Linked DNA regions of Homo sapiens: region 2 is linked to region 1. The links are chromatin loops, found by intact Hi-C in ENCODE. Cell type or tissue: heart right ventricle. All regions are shown on one strand. Links, peaks and the distances in the headings refer to the core of each region. The heading gives the core; the rest is flanking DNA.

Evidence for each region. A loop is a pair of places that touch in the nucleus more often than their neighbours do. Peaks named below come from ENCODE experiments on the same cell type or tissue, not always from the same donor. Only the 100,000 strongest peaks of a DNase experiment are listed, where the experiment ranks them.
Region 2: it touches region 1 in a loop (4-fold over the local background); 2 of 110 quality-filtered maps call a loop at or near these places.

The regions. Positions count from the first base shown.
Region 1 is chr9:16,684,678-16,696,790 of GRCh38, forward strand. All of the region lies in intron 3 of BNC2 (basonuclin zinc finger protein 2), which reads right to left. Among named protein-coding and RNA genes, the nearest start is that of BNC2-AS1, 36 kb to the right of the region's middle. In heart right ventricle, for the core only: no CTCF peak of the experiment used is centred there; a DNase peak (open chromatin) is centred at 4,871; H3K27ac peaks cover 1,078 bases; H3K27me3 peaks cover 336 bases.
Region 2 is chr9:16,740,111-16,752,223 of GRCh38, forward strand. All of the region lies in intron 1 of BNC2 (basonuclin zinc finger protein 2), which reads right to left. Among named protein-coding and RNA genes, the nearest start is that of BNC2-AS1, 19 kb to the left of the region's middle. In heart right ventricle, for the core only: no CTCF peak of the experiment used is centred there; no DNase peak of the experiment used is centred there.

The sequences.
Region 1 (12,113 bases), core at 2,462-7,461:
AAGTATGAGTTTCCTCATGCTAGGGAGTGCTACCCATGTTGAAACTTCAGCCTGCATCTTTGCATTGGCACACACATTCCTTAAATATTATTATGTACATAGAAATGGAGGCATGCCTTTAGCCAAAATGTCACATTTACATTTTTAATTTGCAATACACCAAATCACTTCTAATGCCTCAAGACCATACAAAACGAACTGAATTTCAATCCAACAGTTTCACCAAAAAAAAAAAAAATGTACTTTGCTAATATACTCCTATTACACCACAAGACATATCTTCCAACGCATGAAGACAGAAGATATTTCATTAAGTCCTGCTTTTCTTATAAAGCACTCAGTTGAATGGCTGCTGTTCTCCTGAGCCGGGAGACCATATTGTAGGAAGCATGACTTACTCACATATATCCCAAAAGTCTTAGAAGATGAAAGCTAATATTTACTGGGTACCTGTTATGTGCCAGGTCCTGCACTAACTGCTGAATATATGTCAGGTCCTTTAAATTCTCATCATCACCTTGTGTGGTAAATCTCCATCTTACAGATGAGAAAACTAAGGTTCACTTAAATTAAGTGACTTGCCAAAGGTCTCACAGCAACTTGTATCAACTCTAGGTAGTCAACCTTCAGAGACCATGTACTTACTACAGTATGTATATATGTCTTGACTGAACAGACAAATGATCTACAGTTACAGACAACGCATCCTGAAAAGGACCTATGGCTGCACATACGCTACACTGGTTCCTCTTTACACCTAACTCAATGGTTGTCTTTTCCTGATGACGCTGATATACCCAAATGGCTTTCCAGGACCACTGTTTCTGTCACACCACCCCTAGCTGAGAAAACAGTTAAGACTCTAACCTGGACTTCCAGCCTGTGGTATGGCTCCTCCAGGTTTGGGCAGAAGTCTGCCCCCAGCACTCTGCCAGTACATGCCAATGGAACCTGAGGGAATACAGCCACGTTAGATGCTGTGTATGGAGGCTGCTGAGAACTGCACACAGTCACACTTGACCCAGGCAGAGAGAGGAAATCCCAACTGCGGGTCTCTAACAGGTCATCATGGCTTGACATGTATGTGACACTTAGTATGTCAAATATATAGTGAATACCATGTAACAAAGTTTATTAACTACCAGAAGGTAAATTCCAAGAAGAAAAAAGCAACATAAATTTTGTTCCTCCTTGTATTCACAGCAGGTAGCACACAGTAGGCACCTAATAAATAGCCACGGACAGGAGGAGGGAGACAGAAGGAAGGAAATGCAGGGATGGGAAAAGACTAAAATAGATAATTTCTGTTTCACATTGGTGACATAAATTTTTTCTTTTCCTCTTTCCTTTAATTTTCTTATGTAGGAATTTAAAAAAAAATACATTCAACAATGCCTAAGTTCCTTTACGTTCTTAAAATATTTGTTCAAATTTATTTTTCCTGTTCCTGGTGTAGGCTAGCACAGGCAGACTTCTATTTATCAATATTTATTATTAATAGTTACTCATTTAAACATGTTATCTTTAAGCTTAAAAACCTTGTTTTATGTATCTGTCCTAATAATAAAAAAACAAGGTTAAAACTTAATGAATGTTTCTCTATATCTAAAATTCTAAACTGAAAGCCACTAAGATCCCTTTTTAAAACTAAGCTATTATAATTAGTCAATATCATCCCTAAATACTGCCTACTGTCCCTTGCTTATTTCATTTCAGATTTTTTTAAGATTAAACAAGGTTTTAGATTCCACCTAAACATGTTTTCTGCTTTTTAAAAATTTCTAATTGTTCCTCATTATTTCCATACTTATACTACTCACACTAATCATATATCTGTCTATATGTCTCTAAACTCAATACATCAACTAAGCATCATCTCACCTTTGTCTTCTTTCCCTATCAAAGCACTCCTCTGTTTTGTTTTCTTTGACTTTTTTAAAACTCCAATTAAGATCATCTGTGCTAATCAATTTGCTTTGTTCAGACATCAGTTTTCAGCCATGCATGCTAGCTTAAAAGGTGCTTCCCTCTTTCTTTTCACCCAAAAATCAGTACAATCGTCCAAACTTAAACAACGTTCAGTATACTCCACTTTGCAAGTTCACTAGTGAATATCACTGGAAAGAAAAGAAAAATAAAAGGTACTCGGTCAACGCTTCAAACATTTTTAGGTCCAGTTCTCTCATTCTTTTCAAGTCTTTTATTCTTCTTTACTAGGCTCATAAGGTGAAATGGACAGAGTGTCATCTGTCTTTGAAGTTTACAACCACTCTTTACCCAAGAGTTTCACACGTGCAGGCCAATGCGCGAGTCACTATGTGGGGAATCTTACGTGTAGATTAACCCTCATTTTCCTCTCAACACTCTTACGGAGTATGAGCATCTCCAGTCTACAAACGAAAAAACTGAGGCTTAGAGTAGGTAAATAACTAGCTCAGAGTCACATGTTATTAGGTTGTAAAACCTGGATTCAAACTTAAGACATGAGAAAGAAAAGAAAGGTTGAGAATACATTTCCAAGAATTTAATTTTAAAAAAAAATGTAATAACTACATTTAGTGGCATCCATTCTAGAGGTATTTGTTGATGTTTCATATGAAAGAAATTACAAAGAAGACAACAAAGGAAAAAGGCGCTAACCGAAATCAAGACCTGCTACCTGCTCCTTGGTCTAGGACAACATAAGTAACAAAAAAGGGAATTTATCCTCTTAACTGAGGAATAAGAAAGAAATGCAGCAGGGAGAAGAGCGGGGGCACTGTGCATTTGTGTTGTGTCACACATAGAAATAATGCTCATTCTACCCCTCAGCTGACATATGGAAGGCCACTAATGAGTTCTGCAACAGTAATTCTCCCCAGGGAGCAATAGAAGGGAAAAGAAAAAAATTAACCTGAGAATATTCCAAATCAAAATGAATCCCCCCAAAACCTTATTATAAAACCTCAATAAATGGGACTTAACTAAGGCAGATTCAGTAAGCCATATATTGCAAATTAAGTGTAAACCTCACCCGATCTCACATACACAAAACAAATTGCTACTTACCTTAAGATTATTTGACCACGTCACAAACACTAAGTTTCTAGTTCTTTTTATCTTCACAGTCACAGAATGCACTTTATAAACATTCTCAAGAGGGAAGGAGAAAGTTAAACAACTAAAATTACATGCAATTACAACTTGAGACACTTAGAAATACACTGTTTCTAAGAGAAAACATAAAGGTCTGTGAGTAAGTTGGGAGGAAATGGTGGCAAACTACCAGTATGTTTCAACAATCATAATCACAAAAAGGAACTAGTAGGGAAGTGGGTACATTTTCAAACTTAGAGTGCTAGGATTTCTGAGCAGAAAAATATATCCATAAGAATCTTTGAAAGTTGACTCCCATATTCTAAAAAATGAGGGATAAGAGATTCAAATCAAAATTGGTTCACAAAGTTCACTGAACGGTTCATGGTCTAAAAATACACCACACTCTCACCCCATCCACCACAATCAGCGTCATCAGTTAGGGAAATCTTTCAACACGGAAAGGCAAACCATATCTCTTTCTGAATTCATCAAAATGTACTAAGGAAGATACAAAAGAGATAAAAGCTGATAACCTAATTAGTTGTAATTTAGCACATCTCATTCCACCTTTTGATTTAGAAGCCTCAGAAGTTAGCCAGCCACAAGCAATCAAAAAATGATTGAAGAAAAATCAGATATCAATTGTCTAACCCCTTATTATTAGTCTATTGTAAATTAGGATAATAAAATATGGGGTGTGCCTAACCATTATTTAATATAAATTTTAAACTGATTTGGGGAATTCCGTTTTATCCACTTTTCCTCTGTGCTAACACCTAGTGCCTGTTTTAATGACATACTTGACATACTATATAGTACAAAGTTCTACAAAGATTTTCCAAAATGTTCACAGTGATTAAGATTATAGGTACTTAACTTTTATTCTTTTTGTATGATTGTATATGTTGCTTTAAAAGTAATAAAATCATTTAACTTAAAAACAAAAAAAAATGGTGAACTGTTCAGCTAATATTTCTAAACATTATGCCACAGGTTTAATTATGGAATAACTGCCTACAACTGATGTAAATTTCATTATCTTAGTACTGTAACAGGAGGTCAGAGGCCTTGAAAGGGACCCTCTGAAATCCCCAGGGCAAGTGGAGGCTGAGTACATATCTACTCTCCTGTATATACATACCTTGAAGGAATCATGGTGTGTGAGAGAGCTATTTACAACTTACTTTGTGTATAATCAGCAGAAACAAAAGATATGACAAGTATAAAGGCCTCTCTCTCTCCCCTCAGGAGAATTCAACAAGGGAGGGCCAGTGGGCATTCACTTCGGTGTCAAAAGGGCTTCCAGAAAACATATTTTCTGTGGGGCAGGGAGGAAATATGGCAGGCTTCCTACACACATAACCACACACACACACACATACACACACTCTTTGTTTACTGAGATCACAAAAAAAAAAAAAAAAAAAAAAAATGTTAGGGACCAGACTTCTGAAAAGAAGACATAAAAAGCTCCAGGTTGTAAATGGGAGCTACCGTTGAAAATATTTGAAGATGAATGGCTGTGAAAAATGGGTGGCAGAAAGGGGACAAAGGAAAAAAGAGAAAAGTCACAGAAATGATAACTTGAGAGAAGAGTCATGTTACGATGAAAAGGGCTCGTAGTCAGGGATGCCCCCTGCAGAGCCAGGGTCCACTTGAAATTTCCATTTTACTTTTAAATATTAAACACGCAGGTAGGCATCTGCCTGATAGACACTATGAAAGTCACAGCCTAAATAAACAAACTAACTTCCATGTGAGCTCCAGTCTCCTCAGTCAAGCTGGCCCCAAGCCCAGATCAGTTCTGAAGTGTATGTGTTTTGGTGGCTTCAGTCTGGCAGTGTTGAAGGGACAAAGACCTTGGAAAAGAATGATATACAATGTAAGTTTAAAAAAAAAAAAAGAGGGAGAGAGATAAACAGAAATAAAGCCCCATCAGAGTGCTCCTCAGAGACATGGCTAGGTACAAGCACTGCCGGATTCCAAGCCAAAAGGAAGACCCAATAGCACTCCAGCCTAATTTCAGTGGTTATACAATGCCAAGCGGCAAGAGGAAAAATCACTCAGATAACACAAAGAGTTCAGGAAGACCATCAAGTGAAATAGATTTGACAATAAGCTCACCAGGAGTCCCTGTGAGAAAGAGCAGATAAAGAAATAAACAAATTATCCAACACTGTAAAGATGAAGATGCACGCTAAACACACTGCTGCAAAATAAATGAATACAAAAGCAGAAACACAGGAAGGTGAGCTACGTGGCAGAGTATGCAGTTAAATTATATCTCCATTTTTCAGCCTACAATTTAACTAGGAGACAAAATTCTGGGCCTAAACTTTCTCTACCATGGGACCCCAGACTAAGACTCAGAAGGACCAAGAATATAGAACCTAAGGGCGAAGAAGGAACCCACTGCTCACTGATCAGAAAGCAACTGGTAAATCAAAACAGAGTCAAATTGGATGTGGTGGATCACACATGTAATCCTAGCACTTAGGGAGGTCAAGGCAGGAGACCAGGAGTTCTAGACCAGCCTGGGCAACACAGAGAGAAAAGTAATAATGAAAGAAAAATTAGCTGGGTGTGGTGACATGTGCCTGTAATCCTAGGAGGATTACTTAAGCCCAAGAGTTCAAAGTTAAAAGGAGCCGTGAGTGTGCCACTGCACTCCAGGCTGGGTGACAGAGTGAAACCCTGTCTCAAATATATACATACATACATACATACATACTAACGACACAGTATTTATTATCCAGCCTGAGTGACAGAGTGAAACCCTGTTTCAAATAAATAAATACAACACAGTACTTATCCATTTTCAAGGATGGAATGACCAGAAATACATTCATTGTTATAGAGTCAGATAAGGCAGAGTTGTATCAATAGGAACATGATAAGGATGGGAGATATTTTATAGGAGAAGAACTGGATAGGACAGATGCCAGTGCCTGAAGGAGACACAGATCTCCTCTGGAGTCATCTCAGAGCAATGAACTATAGGATCAGCATAAGATAAAAGAAAATGGAAAAGAGTCAATCAGTATGTGATTCTGTTATGCAACAGGTTGAAAGACACAGAAGGTGACGGAGGTGGGGGGATGCCAGGGTGCGGGGTGGAGCAGGCACAATGTCCTCACAGCCACCAGGAGCTATTTCACTAAGGTTCACTCTTGCTCTTCCCTCAGGAGCTGATCCTCTGGGGTGAGCTGCCAAAGAACAGTGCCCTGGGCTCTGTGATAGGAGCAACCTCTGCAGGTACAATTACAGGAGATTTTTCACAGCCACAAACAACAACAGAAATACCTTGTTTTTATACTGTGAAATATGGGATAAAAGGTAAAAATCTCTCTTCCCTGGTGACACCCTGAGGAGCCTAATGGACCACGAATAATGCTAAAATTACATAGAATCTTTCTTCCAGAGTGCTCAAAGGGCTTTACACGTAATATTTATTAATTCCCACATCAGACAAGTAAGGAAGGGGAGAAATTTCCATTGTACTCCTTTTACTTCTAAATGAGAAAACTGAGACCTATCACTATGGTCTCCCTCTACATTTGATAAAAATGGATAGAAGTGAAATTAAGACAAAGTTCTCTCAATGACTTCGCTAGTGCTTTACTCGAAAAACATCCTACTATTGGACAGATTTCACGTACTTCCTGCAATTCTTGCTTTACCTGGGTTTTAGCATTGGAGAAAATGAGAATGAAGTCACTTGTACCAGATCCACGGATGGGTATGGGTTCTTTTTTTTTTTTTTTTTTTTTTTGAAACAGAGTCTCATTCTGTCACCCAGGCTGGAACGCAGTGGTGCGATCTTGGCTCACTGAAAGCTGTGCCTCCTGGGTTCAAGCGATTCTTCTGCCTCAGCCTCCCGAGTAGCTGGGACTACAAGCACCCACCACCACGCCCAGCTAATTTTTTGTATTTTTAATAGAGATGGGGTTTCACCACGTTAGCCAGGATGGTCTCGATCTCCTGACCTCATGATATGCCCGCCTCGGCCTCCCACAGTGCTGGGATTACAGGCATGAGCCACTGTGCCCAGCCATTTTTTTTTTTTTTTTTTAAAGATGGAGTCTCACTCTGTCACCCAGGCTGGAGTGCAGTGGCGCAATCTCAGCTCACTGCAACCTCTGCCTCCCGGGTTCAAGTGATTCTCCTGCCTCATTCTCCCGAGTAGCTGGGATTACAGGTGCCTGCCACCATGCCTGGCTAATTTTTGTACTTTTAGTAGAGATGGGGTTTCTCCATGCTGGCCAGGCTGGTCTTGAACTCCTGACCTAAAGTGATCTGCCCACCTTGGCCTCCCAAAGTGCTGGGATTACAGGCGTGAGCCACTGCACCCGGCGGGTTCTTATATTTAAGAAAAAAAGGTACAGAATTCTATTATTCTATTGGTTTGCAATCATTCTTGTAATACATTATTTTGGAAATTGAACACCACAGGTTGTTGCTTATGGGCAAATACATTGTCAACTCTGACAACTGACATTAAATGCAATTTCAAGTATGCCACACCCAGGTTAACTTACTTTCTATCCTCAACACTCAACTCCAGCTATCTTAAAGACAGGTAATACTGAAAGAGTTCTAGCTTTGCAATTAGATCTCTGTTTAAATCTCTACCGCAATATCTTGTAAAGTTGCTCAGTTACGTATCTCCGAGCCTTGTTTCCTGCACCTGTAAAATGAGGATACTTATATTTATTGTGCAGGGTTGGCAAGGTTGAATGAGATGACACATGTAAAGCACCTAAGGATTCAGTAGGTACACAGTATATCTGTAAATGGTACTCTGCCCCCAGCCCACAAAAGCAGCACCACAGCATACCAATCCAATGAAGGCTGAGAACTTTGAGACCACGATGGAAGCCGCATAGGGGAAAGGAAAGCAAGCCACAAGGGTCAAAGGAATATTATAAGCAACTGGGGAAACTAAAAAGAGACAGAGTCACTTGGTCTCACTTAGGGACCAAGGGCCAACTCAATCATCTTTTAGAAGGCTTCCTAGAGTGATGCTGTGTTTGGAATGACCGAAAAGATCGCTGTCAGCTCAGAGGGACTTAGTGTTAAAGACTTCACTGGGTGCTGGGCGTCGTGGCTCATGCCTGTAATTCCAGCACTTTGGGGGGCCAAGGTGGGTGGATTACCTGAGGTCAGGAATTCGACACTAGCCTGGCCGACATGGAGAAACTCCGTCTCTACTAAAAATACAAAAATTAGCTGGGCATGGTGGCGGGCACCTGTAATCCCAGCTACTTGGGAGGCTGAGGCAGGAGAATCGCTTGAACCTGGGAGGCAGAGGTTGCAGTGAGCCGAGATCTCACCACTGCACTCCAGCCTGGGCAACACAGTAAGACAGTCTCAAAAAAAAAAAAAAAAAAAAAAGACTTCACTGGGGGATGAGGGGGTGAGAGTGGCAAGAAGCAGCATATCTGCCCCTCCTGCAACCAACCGTTTCACAATTAAAATATAAGGTAATTTTCTGAGTTCTCTTATGCTAGCAGCCTGGCCTATAAATTATTAAAAAGTAAAGAGTTTCCAGAGAACGTGCATGAATAAAATCTGAAGAACCCAACCCTCTGGGGGTGGGCAGCACACTGACAGACAAGACCAATAGTCTCGGTCAGTGCCCAAGGCATGCTTCTTGGCCAAAGATTATTGTGATCATCACCTGAGAGCATGTCTGAAACTCATTTGCATGCCCCACCTGAGACCCACTGTGACAGAAACTGGAGGTGGAGTCCCTCACCTGTGTTTACAAGCCCTCCACGTGATGCTGATGAGCATTAAAGTTTGAGGCTCCCTAGCCCATGTAAACTAGAAAACCAAAAAGGAACCATAAGACAAAAGCTCTACAGATCATAACTTAGTTTTAGAAAAGATATAACTTAAAACAATGGAGAGAAAGAAGAAGGAGCATACACCAAGGCATAAAATTCTTATCTCCCAACATCTCACTCTGTAAAGAAAAGAAAGGAAGCCAGGAAAGGAAAAGCTTACGAGAAAAAGCCAAAATGAGCAAGCAGCTTGAGCAGTGGTAAGGCCAACTCCACATCTGCTGCAAACATTAGAAAGAAATTATGTGGGGACAGACATTAACTGTAGCATTTACATGAAAAGCACTTTAAAATGATCCAGGTCAACTTGAACTCAGCCATTGGGTTTGCTCCACTCAGCTTCTCTACCTATCTTTCCGCGGCAATCAAGAGTGAAGATGTATTTACCTCTAATGAGGAAAGAGACTGCCTTCAAGTAATCACCATCAAGCTATTGAATGCTTTATTTTGGGGGGAGGGTGTGGCATTTTTTTAGAAAAGAGTTTACTTAGGAAGAAAATACATCCGTCTGAGTTGCTCTTACTTCATCAGAGGCACAAAAATGGAACAAATTGAAAGGGTTTCCTCCCTTGCTAAACAACACCAAAGGGAAAAAGGGTGATTGAAAAACTTATGTGAAAAAAGCAGAATAGTGAATTTGAATGAAATAGGATAGAAGAATATGTTGTGGCATCAGAAAGGGAAAGAGCAAATATTAGTTCCCAAAAATTCAACTTCACAAACTACTCATTGAACCACCTACATTAAACCAATTATGATTTTAAAAAAAAGTTTCAGTAGCATACACAGTTTAAGAGACAAATACAACAGGCATTTACTACTAGAGTAAATGCACAGTGGTTGGCTAGAGATGCAAATTACTCTGGACTAGCACCTTGGCCCATTTGACATGAGTTAGACTTACTATGAAGACTGAGCCTGAAGGAAGGCCACAGATGGTACCAACAGACCAGAGGAATTCCGGCTGCTCTAAACAGGGGAGCCAGGGGAGCCTTTACCTTCTGCCAAGGCTCATAATGTAGCATGTCGAAGATCAATGAATCAACACGGTTTTCTTTGCATGCAAAGCTTGAACATAGGTAATGTTAAAAGAAGAAAGGAAATGAGAAAGCAGATTCAGTCCTGCTGTTCCATACAGGAAAAATTTTCCCAAGTCAAACATAAGTCATACTGTATACTACACAATCCCCCCTCCAAGCCTGCTGAGGACCCCAGACTAAAAAGAGAAAAATGTGCAAACGCATACAAAGTTGATTTCTAAGGGATACCCCCCCACCCCCATCCCAAATGCATGGATCTCAACTGGGGTGAGAACTAGGGGAGATGAAAAGCTGTAGTAGTCTGTATCAGACAGGTAAAAAGTGAATGTAAACCCGTCCTACCAGTAACATCTTTGTTACTAAGGTTCTCAGGAAGTGGAGAGAAGATAAAGTCAAAGGGAGTTATATTTTCCTTGGGAATCTTATGAAAATATTTTTTCCCCAAACTGAACATACTTTACCCCTGAAACCTAGTAGCTTTAGAAGCTAAGAAGAGAAGCTTAGTGGACAACAGAATGCTTTATAAATGGTAAAATACATGAGAGTTTCTTTTTTGCTTTTCTTTTGGTATTAGTTGCCTCACAAAAAGACAGAGCTACTTACGTAATTGACTTACCCAATGGTAAGTAATACTTAAAATAATACCATTTTCTTTTTCTTTATTTTTATTTTTGAGACAGGGTCTTGCTCTGTCACCCAGACTGGGATGCAGTGATGTGCATTTGTGACTCGCTGCAACCTTAAACTCCTAGACTTTCCTTTCAGTTTACTTCTGAATATCTCTAGAACATGACTCCAACTAAAGCAACCTTCTAGAAGGGGGAAAATACCCACGTGCCCTGCAATTTAGCTGAGAAGTGATTCTTTTTAGCTAAATTTTTTTCTTTTTCTTTCTTTTTTTTTTTTTTTTTTGATAAAAATGGGGGTCTTGCTAAGTTACCCAGGCTGGTCTTGAACTCCTGGCCTCAAGTGATCCTCCTGCTGCGGCCTCCCAAAGTACTGGGATTACAGGCATGAGCCACATCATGTGGCCGCATTTTCTCTCTTACACGCATTCTCGTTAAGTGACGTGAAGCTCTTCTCAAGTCTCATCTGTCACGTACCTCTGTGTGAACAGGGCTCCCAAATCCCTAATCCTTACCTCTCATGTGAATTTCAGTCCTGCATTTTCAAACTCTCACTAGATTTTTCTAAGTGTCCAGTTAACATCTCGAGCTAAACAAGCAAATAGGTTCACTGGTCTCCTTTCTTTACTACAGCTTTCCCTGGATTTTTCTATATTTTTCAATGTTATTACCATAAGCCCATTAACAAAGACTCAGAACCATACATCATTATTAAAAGGCTTCTCCTTATTTCCTGAACCCAGTCAGTTCTGATAGCCTGTCCATTCTGCCCTTTCAATCCCCTCAGCTGTCCCCCACACACTTTCCAGAATAATTCTAACAAGTACATGCTCAGACCTCTGCAATAACCCTTTAGCAATAATCCTGACTTTATCATTCCATACTTGCCAACTAGTGCTATACACCACCCCTCCAATTGTCGAACACATTCTCCTAGATCATGTTTATAGCTCCCCACCAATTACCAATTACAGTTCTTTCCAGGCCCTCTACAATCTAGCTCTAACCTGCCTTTCCAGCTTTATCTTCTCCTCCTTCTTCATGAAAAATGCTTGATAGACACTCTAATTAGAATATTTTATGTCTCTTGCATACTGATTTGGACTTTCCTAACCTGAAATAGTTCTCATGCTGCTCTTTTTGGAATACCCTCGCCTGTATTCTCCCTTTGAAAATGTCCCTATTTCCTGATGCCACTTCTTCCATGAAATTTCCTGATACCTTTGGATGAAAGGGATCTCATCGTCCCAAGTGCTCTATGTTCCTTAGGGCTCTAAGCACCACATGACCTTGAACCTTAAAAACATGTTTTTCTCTCCTTAGGATCAAGAACTAACTTATTTCTCTTTGTATTTCCCAATAGCACTTGCCATACTGCTTTACACATAGCAGATAGTCAACAAATACATACTGAATAATAAATAAATATCTTAAAATTCATAAGGGCACCAGTGACACAATGTTACAAATAGAGTGATTTTAACTATTTCATTATTCCAGCAGATCCTCAACAAATACCCGTA
Region 2 (12,113 bases), core at 2,649-7,648, 56 kb after region 1:
TGTCCAACGTTCCACCTGATAAGGGAAAACAGTTGACAGAAGATAGGATGCTTGAGAGTTTTAAATGATCTAGAACAACAAGACTTATATTTAGGGTATGGTTAAAACCAAGTGAAATAGTAAGTAGAAGCAAATACAGTAAGAGCAAACCAAAAGGCATGGGAATAATAAATACCAAAATCAGAATAGTGCTTAAGGATGGAAAATGGGGAAAGGCAGATAGGGAGATTGACAGTGACTGACACAGTATAATTTAAATGGTAACTCTAGTCTTCAGATGTGTTTGTACATTATTAGTTCCTAAACTCGGGTCAATGAGTGTTCAACATAACATTCATGTATATTTGTGGCTAAAATATTTTATTAGGCTTTGTGTCATAAGAGTGAATGTCTTTGTAGACTGATAGGTATACAGAATCCATATTGCAGAGGAGTTAAGAAGTAAGCAAATTGTGAAGACAAAGAAGCAGAAAAGATAAAACATTCTTTGGAGAAATTCTGCAAAGAAAACAAGTAAGAGAAACGTGGTCTGAAAAGTTAGAGGAGCTCAGACAGGTTGTGTTCATAAGTTGGCAGTTTGTTTTTCACTACAGGGAAAAAAGAGACTATCACAGGCAAAGGGGATGAAGCCAAGAGAGAAAACGATATTGAAGATCTAAGCCAGAGGGAAAATGGTATGAAAGGGTCCGAGGAGAGAATATGATCAAGAGCACAAATGAAAAGGGTGCCCCTGGAGGGAGAAAAAAGAAACCCTTTTTTTCCCTCAGAAACCAAAGGTAAGAGATACAGAAAAAAAATCTGTGGTTAAGAAATACATATATTAAAACTGCTCATGTTAGAAAACCAATTTATTACCAATTTTTTCCACTAAACTGTACACTTCTTAAAAGAGACAGAATTTATCTTTCCTAATTCAGGGTCTAACAGGGTGCTCAATAAATAACAGCTACATGAACAAAATAATCATCTGAGGAAAGTTAAAGATGGGGCTATCTGCTAAGGGAGACATGATAGGAAGGAATCGAGGAGTACTAGAAGGAAGAAAACATTGGGTCCAACTGGAAAGGGTAAAATGAAACTCTGCTATAATCCCAGCACTTTGGGAAGCCGAGGTGGGCGGATCACCTGAGGTCAGGAGTTCGAGACCAGCCTGACCAACATGGAGAAACCCCGTTTCTACTAAAAATACAAAATTAGCCAGGTATGGTGGTGCATGCCTGTAATACCAACTACTCAGGAGGCTGAGGCAGGAGAATCACTTGAACCTGGGAGGTGGAGGTTGCGGTGAGCCGAGATCACGCCACTGCACTCCAGCCTGGGCAACAACAGCGAAACTCCATTTCAAAAAAAAAAAATGAAACTCTGAATCAGTAAGAAATGAGTAACAGAAATGGCAAATAGTAGAACTCAGCCTGGTTCCCACAAAAGCGTGAGAAATAATAAACAAGCTGACTGGGTCCAAGAAAGTATAGCTCAGAGTTCCCAGTTTGGGAAGTGAAATACTTAGAACCAGCAAGGAGTTCTGGACACAAAGAGAAAAATACCTTGCTCTAAAACATGCACCATGACAGGTGCGGTGGCTCACGCCTGTAATCCCAACACTTTGGGAGGACAAGGCAGGTGGATCACCTGAGGTCAGGAGTTCAAGACCAGCCTGGCCAACGTGGTGAAACCCCGTCTCTACTGAAAATACAAAAATCAGCCAGGTGTGGTGGTACACGCCTGTAGTTCCAGCTACTTGGGAGGCTGAGGCACGAGAATCGCTTGAACTCAGGAGGTGGAGGTTGCAGTGAGCTGAGATCACGCCACTGCACTGCAGCCTGGGTGACAAAGTGAGGCTCCATCTCAAAAAAAAAAAAAAAAAAAAAAGACAACAACACGTATACCTTGATGGGCAATAGTATGATATAAATCATTGTCATTATGCAGCATTCTCATAGTGTATAGTTCTTATGAAGAAAATAAAGTAAAACACTGAGAATTGATTTTGGATGAAATTACTTAGTCTTTGTTTAGGTTTTCCCAAATTCGAAGTGTTTAGTATGTAGTGGTCTAATGTCTATGAATTTATTTCTGGCTAGGAAATTCCCCAAAGCCAACAAAAATCAAAATACTTTATGCTATGTCACCTATGTGATTTGAACAAAGGCATAAAAGATGTGGAATAATTTCACTTCATTAATAAACATAAGACAAAGCTGAAGAGAGCCAAGTTCCACTCCTTATTGCCTGATTTCTGTCTCCAGAACTGCAATTGTGGTCCAAAGTCACACCAGCTTTCTGCCCAATTAGCAAGGTCTGCATTAGCAGAACTCAGCACTTCTAGTCCAGAATCCCTCTGGAGAGCAGGGAAATGATGGGTTCCATCACCTGGCCAACATCAGCAACCGCCAGAGTCACCTTAGGGACACAGACAAAGACATTCATCTACTATACTAGCAGCCCCTACAGCCTGCTTTCCTAACAGAGTCCTTTCTGTGAAGACCACTGTCTAAGTGACCTGTCATAGAGCTTTATAAAGCAGCATTAATACTGTGGGCCAAAATGAGATTGATCTTTGAGCTTCGTGGTCTCCTGTTGTCAACAGTGCATTATAAAACCAATACTAAATACTTTATAAACAGGTCTCCCTACAGTATATTAGAAAAACAGTGCATATTTCATGCCCCATAGTTAGGTAGCCACATATCCATCAGACTAATAAATTATTTATTAGGTGCTCAGAAGTGCAATAAGAGTCAATAAACTAACTTCTGGATACTTATAAGCTACTATTTCACTGGAAATTGTACCTGAATGAGAAAACTGTCTCACTAACTGAATGGGGGATGGAAACATCTCAGCTCTCTCAAGTGTACTGTCAGAAGGAAGCATGGACCTCATGAGTGAGAAAGGACAAAATCCCCACACCCTGAAAAGAGTCCTAGTTATTAAATTACCAAGAACCCATGCTCATTTCTTTTCTCTTGTGTATAGATTCCTCTGGTTCTACCATCCTTGGAGACAGCTCAGGGAAATAAAAATCGGTGGAAACATTTCTAACACACCCTGAGTCAGGCCAGATGACAACCACCAACGATGGCTTGCATTTGACATCTCCAAAGAAACTACACGATGACTTGAGTGTACAAGCTTTCTGCTACATGCATAGCACAGAATTTCGAATTTATTAATCTAAGGTTTAGAGGAGACTTTTTACTTTTTTTTTTCCCCATGTTTGGTTAAAGCTCCTAAGCCTACAGACACCCTGTGCTCTGTCCAACATTATAAGGCATCTCTTTCCTGGTTCTACCCCTCTGAAAGAGGACCTTCCATTCTAGAATGTATTCTAGGCCTTCAAAAAGGAATTTCTTCAGACGGAGTTATTTCTCAAACTATCAGAGGCGTGGACCTTTGTGTAGTATTGTGGGTGTCATGGTTTCACATGTTGGCCACATTAATACCGGAGAGCAAGCATCTGTAACCCACAGCTGTGTGTGCTCCAGCCCCAAAGCACCCGCAGGGCTGATGCCAATGCAAACCACTCTTCCCATCCCACATCTGAACCACACTGGTTTTCTTCAGGAGCCAGAGGCTGAGATACAGTTCTGAAAATGAAGGTTTGGGGTTCTTTCCATTCACATGATGGGTATAGGGTGTTGAGAGGAATACTGCCAGATGGACTGGCTCCTTTTTTCTCCCCCATTCCATACCAAGTGAGTAAACCATAAAGAGGCTTATGGTGTCAAAGGGTATTCCAAAATACCCCAGGGGAAAAACCTAAATGGATAAATACATAGATTTTGTTCACACTATTCTCGGTTTTTTTCCCCTACCATCTTATACTTTTATTCCTACAGACTGCAGTTTGTTTGTTTGTTTGTTTGTTTGTTTGGAGACGGAGTCTCGCTCTGTCACCCAGGCTGGAGTGCAGTGGCGCGATCTCTGCTCACTGCAAGCTCCGCCTCCCGGGTTCACGCCATTCTCCTACCTCAGCCTCCCGAGTAGCTAGGACTACAGGCGCCTGCCACCACGCCCGGCTAATTTTTTTTTGTATTTTTAGTAGAGACGGGTTTTCACCATGTTAGCCAGGATGGTCTCAATCTCCTGACCTTGTGATCCACCTGCCTCAGCCTCCCAAAGTGCTGGGATTACAGGCGTAAGCCACCACGCCTGGCCTAGACTGCAGTTTTTAAGGTTGAAAAATATTTTATGCTGGTATGAAAAAGTGGAACTAAAGGAAAAACGTGGGAGAGACTTAGTTTCACATCACTTTCTCAAAAAGACCTCCCAAATCCTACAAATAATGAATGCTAATGTAAAAATATAGGAGAAGACTGGTTTCTTGTATTACTTTTGCTACTACAACCAGTACTGCTAAGATGATTATTCATATTAATGAGTTTGGTATGTAGACAAACTATAAAAGACGCAGTCTCTGACCTCAAGTACTTATCTCTGTCTTCTGGGATTTACTCCTCCTGCTAGATTTACTTTTATTCTTCATACCCTTGCCCAGAGGAAGGGATCATCACTCAGGACTTGGAGCATTTCCATGGGTGGGGTTTAAATATGACAATGAGAAGAAAGAGAACTTTTGCCCTTGGACACAGACAACGTTGGCCCCAAAGCTCAGGATGTCTAGTTTGTGGCAAGGAGAAATATAAACTCCCTGTGAAATTTTTACACTGGTCTCACTGAGCTTTATCAGAAAAACTGTGTAAAATGTGAAAGCTTATAGCATTTCAGTGCTTTATCACATCATGCCCACATATGCAAACATATGTACATGAATGAACTAATAGTAAACAATTTCTCTTCATCCTTTATAGTGTTATTTACATTTTGTGTGTGTGCTTAGAGCATATATAGAAGAAACATATCCAGGAAATCAATTTTGCCAAGTGCTTAAGTGTCAGAGTTCTGCAGCGCAATTTCTTGGGTTTGAATAACTGCAGAACCTTTTACTAATTGTGTGATCTTGGCAAGTTACTTATCCAAAGTTCATCTCTGAAGTGGAAATAAAAGTACCTGTTCACAGAATTGTTGTGAAGGTTAAACATTTTTATTAGTGCAAAAGGTGTAGCCAAGCGCCTAGCATACAAGTACTAAAGTATCAGTTGCTGCGTAGGTACGTGTGTGAAAAGACATTTCAAAGTAGAAGACCACAGGCCAAGTTTGGCTTCAGATGTGTTTTGCTTGGCTCCTCCTAAGTGAGTGTGTATGAGTGTGCATATGTTTAATTAATGACCAACATGTAAAACACAAGAAATTTTAAATTAAAATATGGATATTCAGCTGCTGAGGGAATGGGCAGGGAGAGGCAAAAGGTGAGGCGTTAAAGAATTAAAGATATGGTAACAGAAACGTATGTTCCTTCCTGACAACAATCAGCAAGGGAGGAGTAGAAACTACTCTCTGCAGCACGTACTTTCATTTTATACCCTACCAGGTTCTCGCAATTCCTTTACTTGCCTGGCCACTATTGCCATCTAAGTTCATGATGCCTGGCCTACAAGCATCCATTAGCATATATGGAGAGTTCATTCACACATAAATGAAAGTCATATTTAAATAAAGTATCAAGTACCAAAATGTTTTCTATTATGCCTGTCTCTGATAAAAATAACACTGAATTGCATTCCATTACTTTTCCGTTTTCCTAAACCCTAGATTGTTTACTGTAGTATATATATAAGGAATAAGTAAACCCATTACATGTGACTGTATCAGGGGCCCTGCTGGAAGTACAGACATGGGCTTTGAGACAGCTATTTTTTCAGTAACAGTGGTTCTCAAATATATTTGCTTTAACTAGGGGAGACCTTTTTTGAAAAGAAAAAAATATTGATATTGTGAATATGAGACAAGTCGTATAAAGCCTGGGCTCCTTGGCTTCTGCAGCCTTACACACACAGAATTGTAAGGTCATACCAAAAAATCTTAGGAAACAGATCTAATCCCATTGCTTTACTATACAATCAAGGAAACTGAGGCAAAGTCAAAGAATAAACTGGTAGCAAAGCCTGGACCATTTTTCACGAATTGGTTCTCCTAACTATGTTTACACCGGAGCTCAAAGCAGTCACCCAGGAGGTTGATAATCTAGTAGTATACCAGATTTACTCTTTGCGACTTGTGAGAACTGACTATTAAATTTTTAGGAAACTTACAAGCCAGTTGACTTCATATTGGCCATGTTGAACCTGACTGCAATCAGTGTCAGAGCCCCCCACATTTAACCCTATGAATCTTATTAAACTCGTTTTTGTTTTTTGTTTGTTTGCTTTTTGAGACAGGGTCTTGCTCTGTCACCAAGGCTGGAGTGCCATGGTCCAATCTCTGCTAACTGCAACCTCTGCCTCCTGGGTTCAAGGGATTCTCGAGCCTCAGCCTCCAGAGTTGCTGGGATTACACCCATGTGCCACCACGCCCGGCTAATTTTTGTATTTTTAGTAGAGACAGGGTTTCACACCATGTTGGCAGACTGGTCTCGAACTCTTGGCCTCAAATGATCTGCCCTCCTCAGCCTCCCAAAGTGCTGGGATTGCAGGCGTGAACAACCGCGCCTGGCCTAAACTTAAAATTCGGCCAGGGGCAGTGTGGCTCAGGCCTGCAATCCCAGCACTTTTGGAGGCCGAGGCAGGCGGATCATGAGGTCAGGAGATCGAGACCATCCTGGATTAACATGATGAAACCTGTCTCTACTAAAAATACAAAAAATTAGCCGGGCGTGGTGGCGGGTGCCTGTAATCCCAGCTACTTGGGAGGCTGAGGCAGGAGAATGAAGTAAACTCTGGAGGCAGAGCTTGCAGTGAGCAGAGATTGCACCACTGCACTCCAGCCTGGGTGACAGAGCAAGACTCCATCTCAAAAAAAAAAAAAATTAATCCATGTAATTGAAAAAGAATTATACTTTCCACCTAACAGATATTAAAACATCTGAAATTCTTCCCATTTTTAAAATATACAAAATATCACACCACGCAAAGAAATACAAAGTATACTACGAAAGTACAGATTATTAAAATTTTACAAGCACAACCACTGCTTGAGATGTTGACATTTGGCCAAGTTAGGCATCTTCACAGGGTACATAAATAATTAATTGTCCTTGTACCCGCTTCTAGAGATTTGAGAAATTTCATGAAAAGTTTCAAGAAAACCAAGCCAGACTCTTAAGAATTACAGAATAAATCTACACATAAATGTGGACTTCTTACTATGTACAAGACATTGCAAGTTTTATAAAAGATACAATTAACAGTAAAATCTCAGCATCCAGAGCTCTTAGGAAATTAATCATTCTGGAAGGGCACAGAGTCAAGGAGATGGAACTTTATATTTATTGAGCACCTGTTGTGTGCCAGGTACTATGCAAAACATAAAAGATTTTTTCATTCATTCTTCACAAGTCCTCTGAGATAGGTATTATTATTCTCATTTTACCAATAAGGAAATCGAAGCTAAGAGAGTTTAGTCACTTGGCCGAAGTCTTATATTAAGGGTCAAACTGGGAATTCAAGACCAAGTTGGTCTGATTTCAAAATATGTGCTCATCCAAATATCCAGCATTGCCTCTCCAGGTTTCTACCATTTTAGACAAGAATTTTCTGAAAAGGTGCTGCCTATTACCCTGTTTTAAGCAGGACATATCTTTCTTGATAATTAAACATCAATTAATATCTGGTAATATCTTTAGGCTTCTAAGTGCTTAGGGCTTCCTACTTGACTTGGCATGGGAAAGAGGAGCTCTGGGAAGGCTCTGTTTTCTTAAATTCAACTATCTACCATTTTATCCTTTCATAGTTAGTTATAATTATTAATTGTTTGCCTAACATTTGCCTTCTTCCCAGTTCTAGAATTTGCTATTTTATTTTACTATGAATCTTTCCAATGGAATATTAAGTAGTCATTAAGAAGAATGGAAAAAAAAACTGTAAATACAGATAAACAACATCTCCAAACAAAACATGAGTAAAAGGCAAGATGCAGAACAGTAAATACTGTGTACTATCATTTATGGAGAAAGAGAAAAACAGGAGAAAGAGAGAGTAGAAAAGAAAAACTGAGGAGGTAACAAATACTTCTAAAATGGGGCTAAGCTATTGCTAGAAATACCTTTCAGGATCTGGCAAATAAGTCTGGGTGTGATGGCTCACGCTTGTAATCCCAGCACTTTGGGAGGCCGAGGCAGGAAGACTGTTTGAGCCTAGGAGTTCAAGACCAGCCTGGGCAATATGGCAAAACCCATCTCTACAAAAAATACAAAAATTAGTTGGGCATGGTGGTACGTGCCAATGGTCCCAGCTACTCCAGAGGCTGAGGTGGGAGGGTCACCTGAGCCCGGGGTGGTCGAGGCTACAGTGAGTCCTGAGCGTGCCACTGCACTCCAGCCTGGGAGACAGAGTGAGACATTGTCTTAAACATTTAAAAAGAAGGAATCCAGTAAACAGAAAAAAAGGAGAATTTGCCCGGGTGCAGTGGCTCATGCCTGTATCCCAGCACTGTGGGAGGCCAAGGTGGGTGGACCACTTGAGGTCAAGAGTTCGAGATCAGACTGGCCAACACGGTGAAACCCCATCTCCACTAAAAATACAAAAATTAGCCAGGCATGGTGGCAGCCGCCTGTAGTCCCAGCTACTCAGGAGGCTGAGGCAAGAGAATTGCTAGGACCCAGGAGATGGAGATTGCAGTGAGCCAAGATCAGGCCACTGCACTCCAGCCTGGGCAACAGAGCGAAACCGTCTCAAAAAAAAAAAAAAAAAAAAAAAAGCAATGGACCATTTGTTTTCTCTGTGTAAGCTTCTGTACTTTTTTTCACTTTTTATACTATATATATATATATATATATATATATGAAATTAACAAAATAAAAAAATTAATATATAATGATGGCCCTGAAAACCAAAGAGAGTTTTGGAATTTTCAGGTTCTAAGCAATATATGGGGGAATGACTATCTTAGAAATTCAGTATGTAAGCTTGTAAGCTTTGTTTCATTCTCCAGGATGCTCAAAGCACAGTTCCTGCCTGCTTTTCAACTGTGCTCATATTAGCCCAGTATGAATATTTAAAACAAAGTCCTCTGATTTCACATCATTTACAGTATAGCTGGAGAGACTATATGTAAATGTACAAGTTAAATAAAAGATGTAAATAAGCACTCTCTTACAAAAGTAGAAGTCTACAAATCAGTACACGTGTTGTTAGTTATAATATATCCAGGAACATACGTTATTTGGTTAAAAGAGCAATTTGAGCCAAGATTCTTAGACTAAGGAGAATATCAAAAGGCAAAGAGAAGAGAACATTCCAAATGGGTGGGGGAAGCACGAATAAAAGTATAATAATCCCAGCACCCTGGGAGACCAGGGCGGGAAAGTCAACAGCTTGAGCCCGGTTGTTTGAGATCAGCCTGGGTAACAGAGTGAGATCCCATCGCTACAAAAAAATTAAAAATTACCCAGGTGTGGTGGCACATGCCTGTGGTCCCTACTACTCAGGAGGCTGAGGTGGGAAGATTGCTTGAGCCTGGAAGGCTGAGGCTGCAGTGAGCCATGATTGTGCCACTGCTCTCCAGCCTAGGCAAGAGAGAGAGATCCTGTGCTTTAAAAAAAAAAAAAAAATAGTGTAAGGATGTAAAGATGCACTGTTCCTTGGATAGATGAAAGATATTATTTAATAAGACATGAGATTAGAAAGCGTATATACAGGCAAACTGTAGAGGCCTTGAAATTTGGACTTCAAATTTCTGAACACAGTAGTTAAGTAACAGAAGTTATGTTTCATCTAGGAATGGTGAATGCAGCAGAAAACAGAAGTATTAAATTAGGGGATTTGTTTGTATTCAAATATTCCCCTAGAACATAAGCTCTAAGAACGAGGAATTTTATCAGTTTTATATTCATTTACACTGCATGCATTTACACTTGAAACTATAGTAGACACTAATAGGAAATGGACAGCCCATCACAGAGCATGAGGACCTAAACTAGGTAATTGTGAGAAATAAATTAACAATTTAGAGTTTTGTTTTCTGTTTTAAAGAATCTACGAGAACTGATACCTAAAATAATTTTAGCTCTAAGGGAAAAGAAGCAAAAGATAATTATAGGATTTCTAGTTGGAAAAAATGGTGAAGGTAGAAATATAATTTGATACTTATATTTGTACCAATACATGTACTATACAGTTAAAATATTTCTACCTAAAAATATTTTCTGAAATTAAAAATGGCTGAACACTAAAATTATGCTCTATCTTCAATTCTCTACCATCTACTACTGACTGGCATCACACCCAACAGCATATGGCTTTACCACTCATCTCTAAACTAATGTCATATCATTCCCCTTACAGAACCTACTTTTGCCTTGCATTACGGAGATGTTAGACATCATCTATACATTTGACCAGTAGATCATCTATCCTGTCAGATGCGAATGGGCATCCCTCCAGAATGCCTGGCATACCCAATGAGCAAATGCAAGAGATCTCTCAAACAAACTCTAGAATCTGCCAGATTTCTACAACAGAATATCCTTCTTACTTAGGTCCCAAGTTCAGTATCTCTGAATTAGACCGTAACACATTCTTGCCAAAACCGCTGCCACCCTGTTTTCAACTCTTTGTTAATGAACGATTAAGCCTCCCACTCATCAAGGCTTGAAAGCAAATTCATGTCTGCTTCACCACTATATTCCTACCATGCTTGGCATGCTGCCACATATTCAGAAATGTTGAAAAATTTGGGTGAATGAATGAACACAAGATGAATAAATGAATGATTACAGTAACACAGAAGTTTCTGGGCTAGGGAGATGAATTCAGGAGATGCTTCCACTGACTGGTACTTCAGCGGCAATGGCAGGCATTGCTAACCAAGTACAGAGTTGTGTCTTTTTTCTCTGGCCCACCTCAGACTCTCAAAGCATTCACCAACCATCAGTCTAAATTCACCCACAAGATTAAATATATCTGTCATCCCAGAATTATACCTTTTTTAACATTCCAAATTGGTATCATTTAAAAAGCTTTTCCAGGTAAGCACAAGGAAAACATTTAAAACATCACTGAAGTCTAAAAAAAAACTACAAAACTGTGAAATAAAAAAAACTACAAAACTGTGAAAACTTAATTCTAAAATATTCTCTTAAATTGCATTGAAAATGGTTTAAAAAAAAAAAAACCCTAGTATATTGTGAGCACTGGAGTACTGGATGAGTAAATGTAAACTAAGGAGCTCATGCGTTCTCCATGATCCATTCAGCACACAAATGTTACATGCTTTCAAGGAAAACACAGTATCACATCTAAGAGATCAGCAATGAACTCTCTCAAGAAAAAGTCTTATCTTTGCTCCCTTTCAAGAAATCTCCCTATCTCTCGACTTCCCTTGCATTGCAGATTAATTTTTCTCAAAATAAAAGTAAATATCAAACACTGTGAAGAGTCATAAATCATATAAAAAGTTATTATTGTTCTAGAAATATAAAGCTGCTGTCCCCAGCACAAATATATATATGTGTATATATATATGTATGTATATATGTATGTGTGTATATATATATGTATGTATGTGTATATATATATGTATGTGTGTATATATATATATATGTATGTATATATAAAATTAAAGATTTTTAACAATTATTTTCAGCCAGGCGCAGTGGCTCACGCCTGTAATCTCAGCACTTTGGAGGCCGAGGCAGTTTTATCACTTGAGGTCAGGAGTTCAAGACCAGCCTGGCCAACATGGTGAAACCCCATCTCTACTAAAATACAAAAATTAGTTGGGCATGGTGGCGGGCGCCTGTAATCTCAGCTACTCGGGAGGCTGAGGCAAAAGAATTGCTTGAATCCGGGAGGCAGAGGTTGCAGTGAGCCCAGATCACGCCACTGCACTCCAGCCTGGACAACAGAGCAAGACTCTAAAAACAAAAATATTTTCATCTTAATAACATAAAGATCCAGTTTTTTATGTACGGTAACTTGAACTCCTAGCTGAAGACTGTTCTAATAATTTCTTTTAAGAAATTACGTCTTTTAAAAAATAAGAGATCCGAAGATAAACTGGGTTTACATTTCAGATGATAAGCTGTTTTGGCTCAAAATTTTGTTTTGTTAAGTTAT